Regions from separate parts of the Homo sapiens genome. Here region 2 is linked to region 1. Evidence: read pairs that join two places in POLR2A ChIA-PET (ENCODE). Cell type or tissue: OCI-LY7. All regions are shown on one strand. Each heading gives the region's core, and the rest is flanking DNA. Links, peaks and the distances in the headings are about the cores only. Region 1 has its middle 22 kb from the start of SORL1. Region 2 overlaps SORL1 (sortilin related receptor 1).

Region 1 (5,377 bases), core at 142-5,141:
GTACTTAGAACAGTACCTGGCACATAGTTACCAGCTATATGAATGTTAACTAATATACAGATAATAGTTAAGTGTGAATACCTAGAAATAATTTTATTCCTTTCCCCCTATCTTTTAATTATTCTCAGTCACTTTTCAAACTACCTTTGGATTTCTTAAATAGAAATAGACCCTTCTAAATTCTTCCTGAATTTTTTCTTGGAGTCAAAAACCTTCCTAAGCACATGTAAGGTTGTTTTAAGTTCTGATTTTTTCTTTAAGAGATGGGGTCTTGCTTTGCTGCCCAGACTGGAGTACAGTGTGATGATCATAGCTCACTGTAGCCTCCAACTCCTGGGCTAAAGTGAGCCTCCTGCCTCTGCCTCCAGAGTAGCTGGAACTACAGGCACCTGCCCCTACATTCACTGAATTTTTAAATTTTTTGTGGAGATGGGGTCTCACTATGTTGCCAAGGCTGGCCTCAAACTCCTGGCCTCAAGCAATCCTCCTGCCTCAGCCTCCCAAAGTGTTGGGATTACAGGTGTGAACCACCGCATCCAGCCCTGATTTTTAAGCATTGGTCAGCTTGCTGTCAAAAGCTATCTCGAGCAAGTTTTCTTGACTGTTTCAATCCTCACACTCCCAAATGAGATCTTAGATATATTTTTAATATAGTGATACAGCAACTGAAACTTTGCTTACTAATCCATCCTCTCACCTTTACCCTACACCAGCAACATAAGGCAGGGAAACAAGTGGTTAGGAAGAAGTGTCTAGGTCCGGAGCTGTTTATTATCTGGCAATTTAGAGATGAATATCCACTAGAGAGACAACTCAGAAAGGAAAAATGCTTTCTTCACGAAATGAGTCAAGATTAGTGCTCTCAAAGTGTCAAATTTATGATAACAGAGGAATATGAATTTCTTATTTAGACCAGATAAATGTTTTTATGACAATTAGTCCTTGAATTCATGACCTGTGTTTGGTTACAGAGAGTAAGGCACCCATGGCCCGGAGTGACATGCTGCTCTCCTTATACTTCCTTCCCTTATCCTCAGGACTTAAGCTTAAACTGCCTCCTTTCCTGTGGGAGCCAATGGACCCTAACACCAGAACTCTCCCCTTCTGGCTGCAGAGCAGCAGTACTGAGTACATGAGTCAAGCCACTGATACCCCATGGAGCTTGAGAATGTGAAACTTACCATATACAAGAAAAAACTTAGGGAGACTGAAATTTGACTATTTCTCCAAGGAAGGTGGTAGATTCCAAGAGAAAGGGGGATTGGATGGGGAAGCAGAAGGAGAAGAGGTTAAAAGGAGAATAAAAATGAGAGAGAAGATAGGAAGAAAGGAATGTCTATGAGGGATGCCCTCCGAAAGCATAAGCAGTAAGATCCAGCCCTTTGTAAAAGGTACAAAGGAGAAAATTATCTAAAAGAGGCACAACCCTTTATCTCTACCTGTGTCTGCTTCCCTCTATATTAGCCACTAGTCTTTTAGATGTAAGGGGTAGAGACTAAAACCAGCTGAAGTGATAAATGAAATGTATTGACTTATATAACCAAGAGGTCTAGAGGTGATCTAACTTCAGGCCTGGCTGAGTCTAGGATTTCAAATTATAAGGACTATTAATTTTTTGTCACCTCTTAGTTCTATAGGTACCTGGGTCCATTGGCTTCACTCAGATTTTGTCCATATGACCCAAAGATGATCACCAATTGTCCCTGGCTTATACTATCCTTAAAGAGAAAAGAGAGAACCTTCTCTCCCCACCACATCATTCAGTCCATATCAGTCCCTGAAGAGGATTCTGCTGAGGTCACATGCCCCAGTGTTCTATATCCAGGAGGATGGGGTATTCTGGTCGGTCAAGTGGAGTCATGTGCCCACAGTAATCAGCAGATGTGGGGGAAGGACATTTCCCAGAAGGAAGGCTTGAAGCACAGCCATCCCAAACAGCCCCCAACTCCATCTAGCTAGAATACTTTTCTAAACTCCTCAATAGAAGGCTGTTTTAACATCCATGGCCAGGCGCAGTGGCTCATGCCGGGCCTGGTGGCTCACGTCTGTAATCCCAGCACTTTGGGAGGCCAAGGCAGGTGGATCACTTCAGGCCAGGAGTTCGAGACCAACCTGGGCAACATGGTGAAACCCAGTCTTTATGAAAAATACAAAAATTAGCCAGGCGTGGTGGCGAGCACCTGTAATCCCAGCTGCTCTATAGGCTGAGGCATGAGAATTGCTTGACCCTGGGAGGCAGAGGTTGCAGTGAGCTGAGATCGCGCCACTGCACTCCAGCCTGGGTGACAAAGCGAGACTCCGTCTCAGAAAAAAAAAAGAAAAAGCCATGGTGTTTTGGTGTACATTTAGTAGGGGAAAGGAACACTGTGGGTTTGATGCCATGGTGGGCATTGAGGACAGGGGTCAAGGGTCAGGGGTCATCCTCTCAGGACTCTTTGCACTTCATGGTGGACCACTAGATGATGAAGACAATCTACACAGACATTGCAATTTAGATTTTTTTAAATCAAAGGGTCACTCAACTGTACCACCTCCCCAACTTGCCCTCCTTACCTCCCCAGCTAGTAACGAGAGACACACCTGTGAGACAGAAAAAGAAGGTCTCTTGACGCAGATTATGTAATTACATCAGCCATGTTTATTCTTTCATACTCTCAGTTCCCTAATTTCCTTTTCTCTTCATTGGGGTAAAAACCAAAAAGACAGAAAGTAGAGGGACCGCAGCCATATTATTCATAATTCCTCTGTGATAACTCCATGATGCCCCTTATTTTTAAGTGAGGGGGTTTTCTGACAGCTGGCTTTTTAAATTCATCTACTAGACAGTTTAAATTTAATGACCAATTTCTTTTTAATAATCTTAGCAGGCCCCCCTAGAGTTTCAGCCATTTAAACAGAACATAACAGAAATTTCCAAAGAAATAAAAGGTGATTTCTTTATACAGCTTCTCACATTCAAACACATTTGCATACATGGCCCATCTGAAAAGCTAGAACTAATGAAATTATGAATGAGATTCTCATTTTTCTATTCTCAGAATCCTCTCCCTCCTGGCATCTTTCAAAACTCTAATCTGAAATTATTCCCTCCAGGAAGTTATCCTTGATTAATCACTCCCAACTCTAATTATGTATTTCTTCATTATATAAACAAGAGCTGTGGATACAGTTCCAGTTAGGTTCACCTTCTCTCGTTCATATATGGATTTAAAGTTTCCTGAGTCTTGGGATGTGAGTGTGTTCTTGGGCAGGGATGTCTTCTGTCTCTGTGTAGCCATTCCTTCCCTCTACCCTCATCCCCAGGACTGCTTTAAGCAAAGACAAAAGAGGAACTTATTTACTGGTGTAATAAAAAATCCTGGGCCCTGCAAATTGCCAGAACTGAAGTGAAATTTGAGCTCTGCTGATACTAGCGGTATGGGGGAAAAGTTAATTTTTTTAAAGCTTGATTTTCTTACGTGAAAAAATGATAAATTCTTTAGAGCTCTTGTGATAAGATATGTATTCAAAAACACTTAAGGATGCTTGTAGATCTTTTTAAAAGTATTTGTTTCCTTAGTGATATGATTGCAGAAGCTACTGAGTCCATGAAATATATTTTTCATCTGTTGTTGACATCTGAAATTCTTTTCCAGAAGACAAAAGCCATTTATGCCAAATTAGAAATAAGATTGAGGCCAGGCACAGTGGCTCACACCTATAATCTCAACACTTTGGGAGGCTGAGGCAGGTGGATGACTTGAGCCCAGGAGGTCGAGACCACCGTGGGCAACATGGCAAAGCCCTGTCTCTACCAAAAAAAAAAAAAAAGTACAAAAATCAGCTGGGTGTAGCCTGTGGTCCCAGCTACTTGAGGTGGGAGGATTGCTTGATCCTGGGAGGCAAAGGTTGCAGTGAACCAAAATCATGCCACTGCACTCTAGCCTGGATGACAGAGTGAGACCTTGTCTCAAAAAAAAAAGAAAAAGAAAAAGAAATAAGGTTGAAATTGCAAATAATCTTGGCGTAAGTAACAATGAACTTAAATACATTCACTCTGCCAGGCATGATAAATACCTGGCCATACATCCCTTCACTGATCCTTCCCCTACCCGTGATTGACACCATAAATTGGTCGGAATAGAGTGTCCCACTCAGCCCACTGCGTGCCTCAGAACTCTCAACACAGGGCTCTCTAGACAGACACTACCCATCAATTAGAGTTTGGGAGGGTCCAGTCGTGCTAAGACATACATCATTGACACCGTTACTCTCTGAAGAGCAGGGTTTGCTTAGAGGATGAGGAGAAGATTAAAGGAAGGGATAAAAGAGCAGCCACTGCTGGATGTGGTAGTGACAAAGGGTACTAGGAAAGAAGGTGCAATTTCTCTAGCCTGATAAGTTTTCTAAGATGTCCCCATGACCCAGAGAGGCATTGCTCAGGGCCCAAGTGAAAGGTTTGGCCCATGAACACGCTGCTTCTTGACCTAGCTCCTCATTTTCACATCTTCGCTGTCCTTACTCTTCGTTGTCAACGTTGACCCACTTCTCCGTTCCAAAGTCCCCCATGTATAACTCCTTTGGTTCTGAGAGGAAATAGGGGGTGGGTTATCTCTAAGGTCTACTCCAAGTCCAGACCCTGCGCTCCATGTTGCTGACTCAGGGTCCATTCTCCACTCAGCTTTCCCTTCTGGATTGACACTTCCACCAGCGGATTCCCAATAACCGGCTGATGATGAGCAAGCCCTGGCAAGCCTCTCCACACCCCGACCCCACAGGCTTCTGCCACCAGGCATAGTCTGATAAGTGGTGGGATGAGATGTAGACTAAAATGGTGAGCCTCGTAATGTTGCCTTGATCCTCACGAGCCTGGATGAGGCCATCCACAGAGTGACAGCCAAATACATGGAGGTCAACTCAAAGTGACTTAGGGGTGGCTAAAGTTAATGACTGTTGAGTATAATTATCTCTCCTACAAATGAACTGTGTGTTTACAAGCTTATCAGGTCTCTTTTCTGAACCTTGGTTTTCTGCTCTGATCAGCGAGGAGGGCTGAACTACTGTGGAGAAACAAACCCCAAGGCTCTGTAGAGAATGGATGGGCCATGGGTGGGCTCTGTGGGGAGACATTCCAGGGCTCCCTAGCTGTGGGAAAGAGTCCAGGAGCTAGTACAGTTTTGCCTGCCCTTTGTTTTCACCAATTCTCATCAGATTCAAGAGAAGCTCTTCTCACAGTAGGGTAGTGCCAAGAAGAGTCAGATGTGAATACCTCACATCACTCTTCATCCATCCATTCATCAGTCCATCCATCCATCGTTTTCATTCATTCTATACATACATACATTATTGTATACATATATCCGTTCTATACATTATTCATATGTAAATATGAAAATAC
Region 2 (5,377 bases), core at 113-5,112, 64 kb before region 1:
TTCTTTTCATTGGGATTTCAAAGAAATACGTCTTTGTCAAGGATGCTTGGCTACCAGGAAACAACCAAATTCCTAGAGCCTAGAGCCACTTTGAGTGTTTGTCCTAGGCCTCTCCACTCCTCTGACTTCCTAGCACCTGCCAAGCCCTTTCGGAATGTTCGTCAATGTTGTCAATGTTGAGATCCCTTCAGTCAATCTGTCCCAAGCACATCCTTCCAATTCCTGTGTATGCAAACTCACCTGTTTAATCACAGAATGCCAAACTTCACAAAGGAAACTCAAAAGTAGTTTATTCTTTAGTACATTCAACTTACCACCACCTTTGTAGCAAACATGTACTTGTCCCGAAGCTGAAAATCTCTCACTTCCTCAAGGATCACTTCCTGGTTTTCCCGGGACTGGAAGAAATCTGTACTTCGGAAGACAGTGGAGTAGCCAGAGGGTTCATGTCGTTCAATGTAGATGGTATTTGGTTTGTCATAGGGATCAATTCCCCTGGCAGAAAAAAAAAAAAAGGTTGTTATCATTTGCACATTTAATTACTAGAGGCATGGAAGTTTTGCAATGGGATAATCAACTAGAGTTTAGGCCTACCATGGTGTGACCCACAGATCATACTCTCTGTGCCTCAAACATATCCCTTTGGTTACTCCTTGACTCAGGATAGAGGGGACAAATTGCCATTTGCAAGGTGTTTTATGTTGTTTTCAAAGCATCCTGGGTTTAGCTCAAGGCAACCCTGCCCTGCTTAGGAAGAGCAAAAAGTAGTAGTACAAGATAAAATGTTTCAAAATTAATAAGCAAGGGACTGCTTGAAGCTATAAGCAAGTTTCTGGTCTAAAGTTATGAATCTCAGAGGAATGAAGGAGAGTTTTCCCAAGGTGCTACATCCTCTGAAGAACATTACTGGAGAAACCACACCATGAACCTCTGAGCCTGATCCTTCCAAGTGACGCTGCCCTGTCTCTGCCCTGTCCCCTACCAATGTCATGGATCTAGGCAATCTGGAGCTGCCTGTGCATTTCGTCTCCCATGAGGCTCTTCCACAAACTCTTTCTCAAACATACTGATCTCCTTGATGTCCTTCAGAAAGGGAGGGCACCTTTCTCCCACTGTGCTTTTGCAAACACCACACTCTCGTGAGGAGATGCCCTCTGCACGCACTCTGATCCCTCCATCCAATTCCTACTCTCCTCTGTCATCAAGTTCAAGTCTTCATCTTCCAGGAAGCCTTCCTCAGTGCTGTCCTCTCTTCTCCCAACACTAGCAATAACATCCCTCTGCAGCATCCAATTCCAAGCCTTTTACATGAGTTTGAACTCCAAACAAAGGTATAAAACCCCTTTAGTTGGGTGATTTTTTAGAATCAGTCTTATTCCTTTATGCAGTAATGCCTCTTAGACACTGTATTTTATTGTTCACCATTATGTATTTGTCTGAGCTTCCTAGACACAGTATAGATGCCTCGGAAGGCCATGTCTTAGATTTCATTTTACCCTATAGTATTCCTAGCTGAAGAGATACTTTCTGCATTGGATCTGTGGGGCAATTCAAGAAGCTAATCCAAAATGAAAACATAGAATGACCAGGCCAAACTACCTTGGAGAAGAACTTCTGAGCCAGTGATCCCCCAAGAATCCCCACACAGCAGCTCAGAGGACAACTTATCTGCTCCAGGTCTCCTAACATTCTCAAGAACACCAAGGCCATGGGAACCATTCAGCAAATGGAAAAAATAAATGGTAAAGTCGGGAAGATAGTCTTGTAGTGAGAATACAGAGTGATGACTCAAGGAAAAGCAGAAGGCCTCAGTTAGGTAACTGCCCTTATACAATCCCATATGCATGATGGCTCTCAGAATAATGAAGGTAATCGTGTCAAATTCCTTCAGAGATATACTGTCAAGAGCATATTCCCCCCACCCCTCCCAAAAAGGAAAATAAGAAACAGAAAAACAAGAACCTCTTTTGCCAGATGTAGTGGGTCACACCTGTAATCCCAACACTTTGGGAGGCTGAGGCCAGGGTAGGGAGGGGGACCATTTGAACCCAAGAGTTCAAGACCAGCCTGGGCAACATAGTGAGACTCCACCTCTACAAAAAATAAATTTAAAAAAATTAGCCAGGTATGCTGGCGTACACCTGTAGCCCCAGCTACTCAGGAGGCTGAGGTGGGTGGATTGAAGCCTGGAAGTTTGAGGCTGGGTGAGCCATGATTGTGCCACTGCACTCCAGCCTGGGCAACAGAGCAATACCCTGTCTTGAAAAAACAAAGAAAAAAGAGCTTCTTTTTACAATGGGAGCAAGACTTGAGTTTTGCCCTACAATCTGGATTCTTAGGGCAACGGAGAAACCAGCAGCTTTGGTCCTAGTGTGGGAGAACACTATTCTTCATTATCAGATCCTCTGTGTGCATGTGTGGGCGGGTGGTGGCATGTTCTCTTCTTTTCCACAATTAGAAGTACTGATTAAAGTACTTCCTCTAGCCAGAGGATATGCAAATTAAAATGAGGCTGCTTGGTATTTTTAAAACGGCAGAGAGGAAGGAACCTTTATTGAGCTATTTTGAGACCCAGCTCACCTCTATTATTCCTTCCTAGCCAAAAGCAGCAGCCAACACCTAGAGATAGAAAGAACTGTGACTTTCATCCCAATTTTCTTCCGTAATCCATATTTGGACCTCCCATTTCTGCAAGCTGCTCCACCTACAAGTTCTCATACTTTGCAATCACTTAGACTTCCAATGTCTTACGCTCACTGACACCTACTTTCTATTGTCTTTGTCCTCATTGAGAAATTCCAATCCTTGCTCTATCTCTGAGCAGTCACCAGCCTCACCTGGCCTCACCTGAAATCCCTCAATGATGCTCCACAGGGTATCTTTGAGTCCCCTCAGCCCCCTCCAGGTCTTCCACTGTTCTGTCTTGCCAATCTCAAGCTCCGGACCATGTAAATTTTTAGCTTTCCCACTCCTGCTGCTCCCAACTCGCCAAGCATTGTTGAACAAATGTATATCATTATTCTGAGAGACTAGATTACGCTTTCACTTATTATGGGGAAACCTAGGGGGAGAAATCCCACAAATAGCCTAAAATCCCCTAACCGACATGTCATTAGCTTCAATGAGATAAACCAGTCCTTTCTCCCAGGATATCTGTATATCTACACAGAGGCAGAAGGTACAATATGATTTTAGAACTTAAAATTTCTAAATTGTATGTTCCCTTATCTAGTAATTCTGCTGGTTTGCCCTCTTAATTTATAGTTTCTTAAGCAGATAAAAGAACAATTTTTCCCCTTAAAATTCAAATAAAGCAGAAGAAAGTTCTAATGGTTCTCCTTGAGCAGAGGGTGTCCTTGGATGAGACTGTGGTTATAATTTCACTAAGATCCCACAACTTTTGCTCAAGGAAAATAACAAAAGGGTCAGAAACAGCTACCCTCTGTGGAAACATAAACAGAATCTATGGGTGTCTGATGATGGTCAGCTGTAAGGCTCCTCAACATACCAGCTCCATCTTTACCTCTATTACTAAGGAAGCAATACCAACTAAAAGACATTTCACTTTACATGGAGAACTAAAAGAAACAAAGGCAGTATCTACATCTTCTGGGACCATTACACTTAATGAGGACTAAAATTACAAGTAAAAGTCTAAAAACAAATGAAAAACTAGGAGATAGAAATATAAATACACACACATACGATCTATCTCATATCACAGCCAAAGGGCTAATCTCGAATATATAAAGAGCTCCTTGAAACCAACAATGAAAAGACTAATAATCAAATAGAAAACAGGCATGAGATCAGGCACGGTGGCTCACACCTGTAATCTCAGCACTTTGGGAGGCCAAGGTGGGTGGATCACCTAAGGTTGGGAGTTCAAGACCAGCCTGGCCAACATGGTGAAACTTCATATCTACTAAAAATACAAAAATTAGCCAGGCATGGTGGTGGGTGCCTGTAATCCCAGCTTCTCGGGAGACTGAGACAGGAGAATCACTTGAATCCGGGAGGCAGAGGTTGCTGTGAGCCAAGATCACGCTACTACACTCCAGCCTGGTCATACTTAAACAGACAAACAAACAAATAAATAAAACAAACCATAATCCCAGCACTTTGGAAGGCCAAGGTGGGAGGATTGCTTGAGGCCAGGTGTTTGAGATCAGCCTGGGAAACATAGGGAGACCTCCTTTCTACAAAAAAATGTAAAAATTAGCTAGGGATGGCTGCACATGCCTGTAGTCCTAGCTACTTGAGAGGGTGAGGTGGGAGGATCACTTGAGCCCAAGAGTTTGAAGCTGCTGTAAGCTATGATAGTGTCACTGCACTCCAGCCTGGGTAACAGAGTGAGACTCTCACTAAAAAATATAAAATAAAAATAAATAAAATTAGCCAGGCGTGGTGGCAGGCACCTGTAATCCCAGCTACTCAGGAGGCTGAGGCAGAGAATTGCTTGAACCCTGGAGACGGAGGTTGCAGTGAGCCAAGATCACGCCACTGCACTCCAGCCTGGGCAACAGAGCAAGACTCCGTCTCAAAAAAAAAAAAAAATGACCCTTAAGCAGATTAAAAGATGTTCTAACTCATAATAAGGAAAATGCAAATTAAACCACAGAGATAATATTTCTTCCCTAACACATTGGCTGTGGAGGGAGACACTATTCTATATTGTTGAGATGAGTGCAAACTTGACACTTTCTATATCAAATCTGGCACTCTCTACCAAAGTTACAATTTTAAGGATTTATTCACTGTGGATATATCAGTGCACAAAACTTACAAAAGTCCTTGCCCTTGGGAAGCTTTCATTCTATTGAAGGGAGAAAGACAAATAATAAGCATAATAATAGTATATTAGAATGTGGTAAAGTGCTCTGCAAAACAGAACAGAACACAGTACAGGAGATTGGGAGTAATGGGGGAGTAGGTGCAATTTTATTTTTATTCATTCATTCATTCATTCATTGAGACAGTTATTATTTATTTATTTATTTATTGAGACAGTGTCTTGGTCTGTCGCACAGGCTGGAGTGCAGTGACGCAATCTCAGCTCACTGCAACCTCCACCTACCGGGTTCAAGCGATTCTCCTGCCTCAGCCTCCCGAGTAGCTGGGACTACAGGCACCCGCCACCATGCCCAGCTACTTTTTGTGTTTTTAGTGGAGATGGGGTTTCATCATGTTGGCCAGGCTGGTCTCGAACTCCTGACCTCAGATGGTCCACCCACCTCGGCCTCCCAAGGTGCTGGGATTACAGGCATGAGCCACCGCACTTGGCCAGGTGCAATTTTAAATAGGATCCTAAGGTGGGCATAAATGAGGTGGGCTTCATTTAGAAGATGTTATTTGAGCAAAGACTGGAATGAGGTAA

The links. ChIA-PET counts read pairs that join two places held together with the same protein. Peaks named below come from ENCODE experiments on the same cell type or tissue, not always from the same donor. Only the 100,000 strongest peaks of a DNase experiment are listed, where the experiment ranks them.
Region 2: POLR2A ChIA-PET joins it to region 1 with 11 read pairs; 9 of 35 experiments call an interaction of 5 or more read pairs at or near these places.

Annotation. Positions count from the first base shown.
Region 1 is chr11:121,427,717-121,433,093 of GRCh38, reverse strand. No RefSeq gene overlaps it. Among named protein-coding and RNA genes, the nearest start is that of SORL1, 22 kb to the left of the region's middle. RefSeq lists enhancers at 2,534-2,603, 2,674-2,803. In OCI-LY7, for the core only: no CTCF peak of the experiment used is centred there; DNase peaks (open chromatin) are centred at 953, 2,303, 2,633, 3,333 and 1 weaker place; H3K4me3 peaks cover 3,674 bases; H3K27ac peaks cover 5,000 bases.
Region 2 is chr11:121,491,987-121,497,363 of GRCh38, reverse strand. It overlaps SORL1 (sortilin related receptor 1), which reads right to left. Exons shown (of 48, transcript NM_003105.6): 6 at 315-495. Among named protein-coding and RNA genes, the nearest start is that of SORL1-AS1, 42 kb to the right of the region's middle. In OCI-LY7, for the core only: no CTCF peak of the experiment used is centred there; a DNase peak (open chromatin) is centred at 2,493; H3K4me3 peaks cover 1,649 bases; H3K27ac peaks cover 4,054 bases.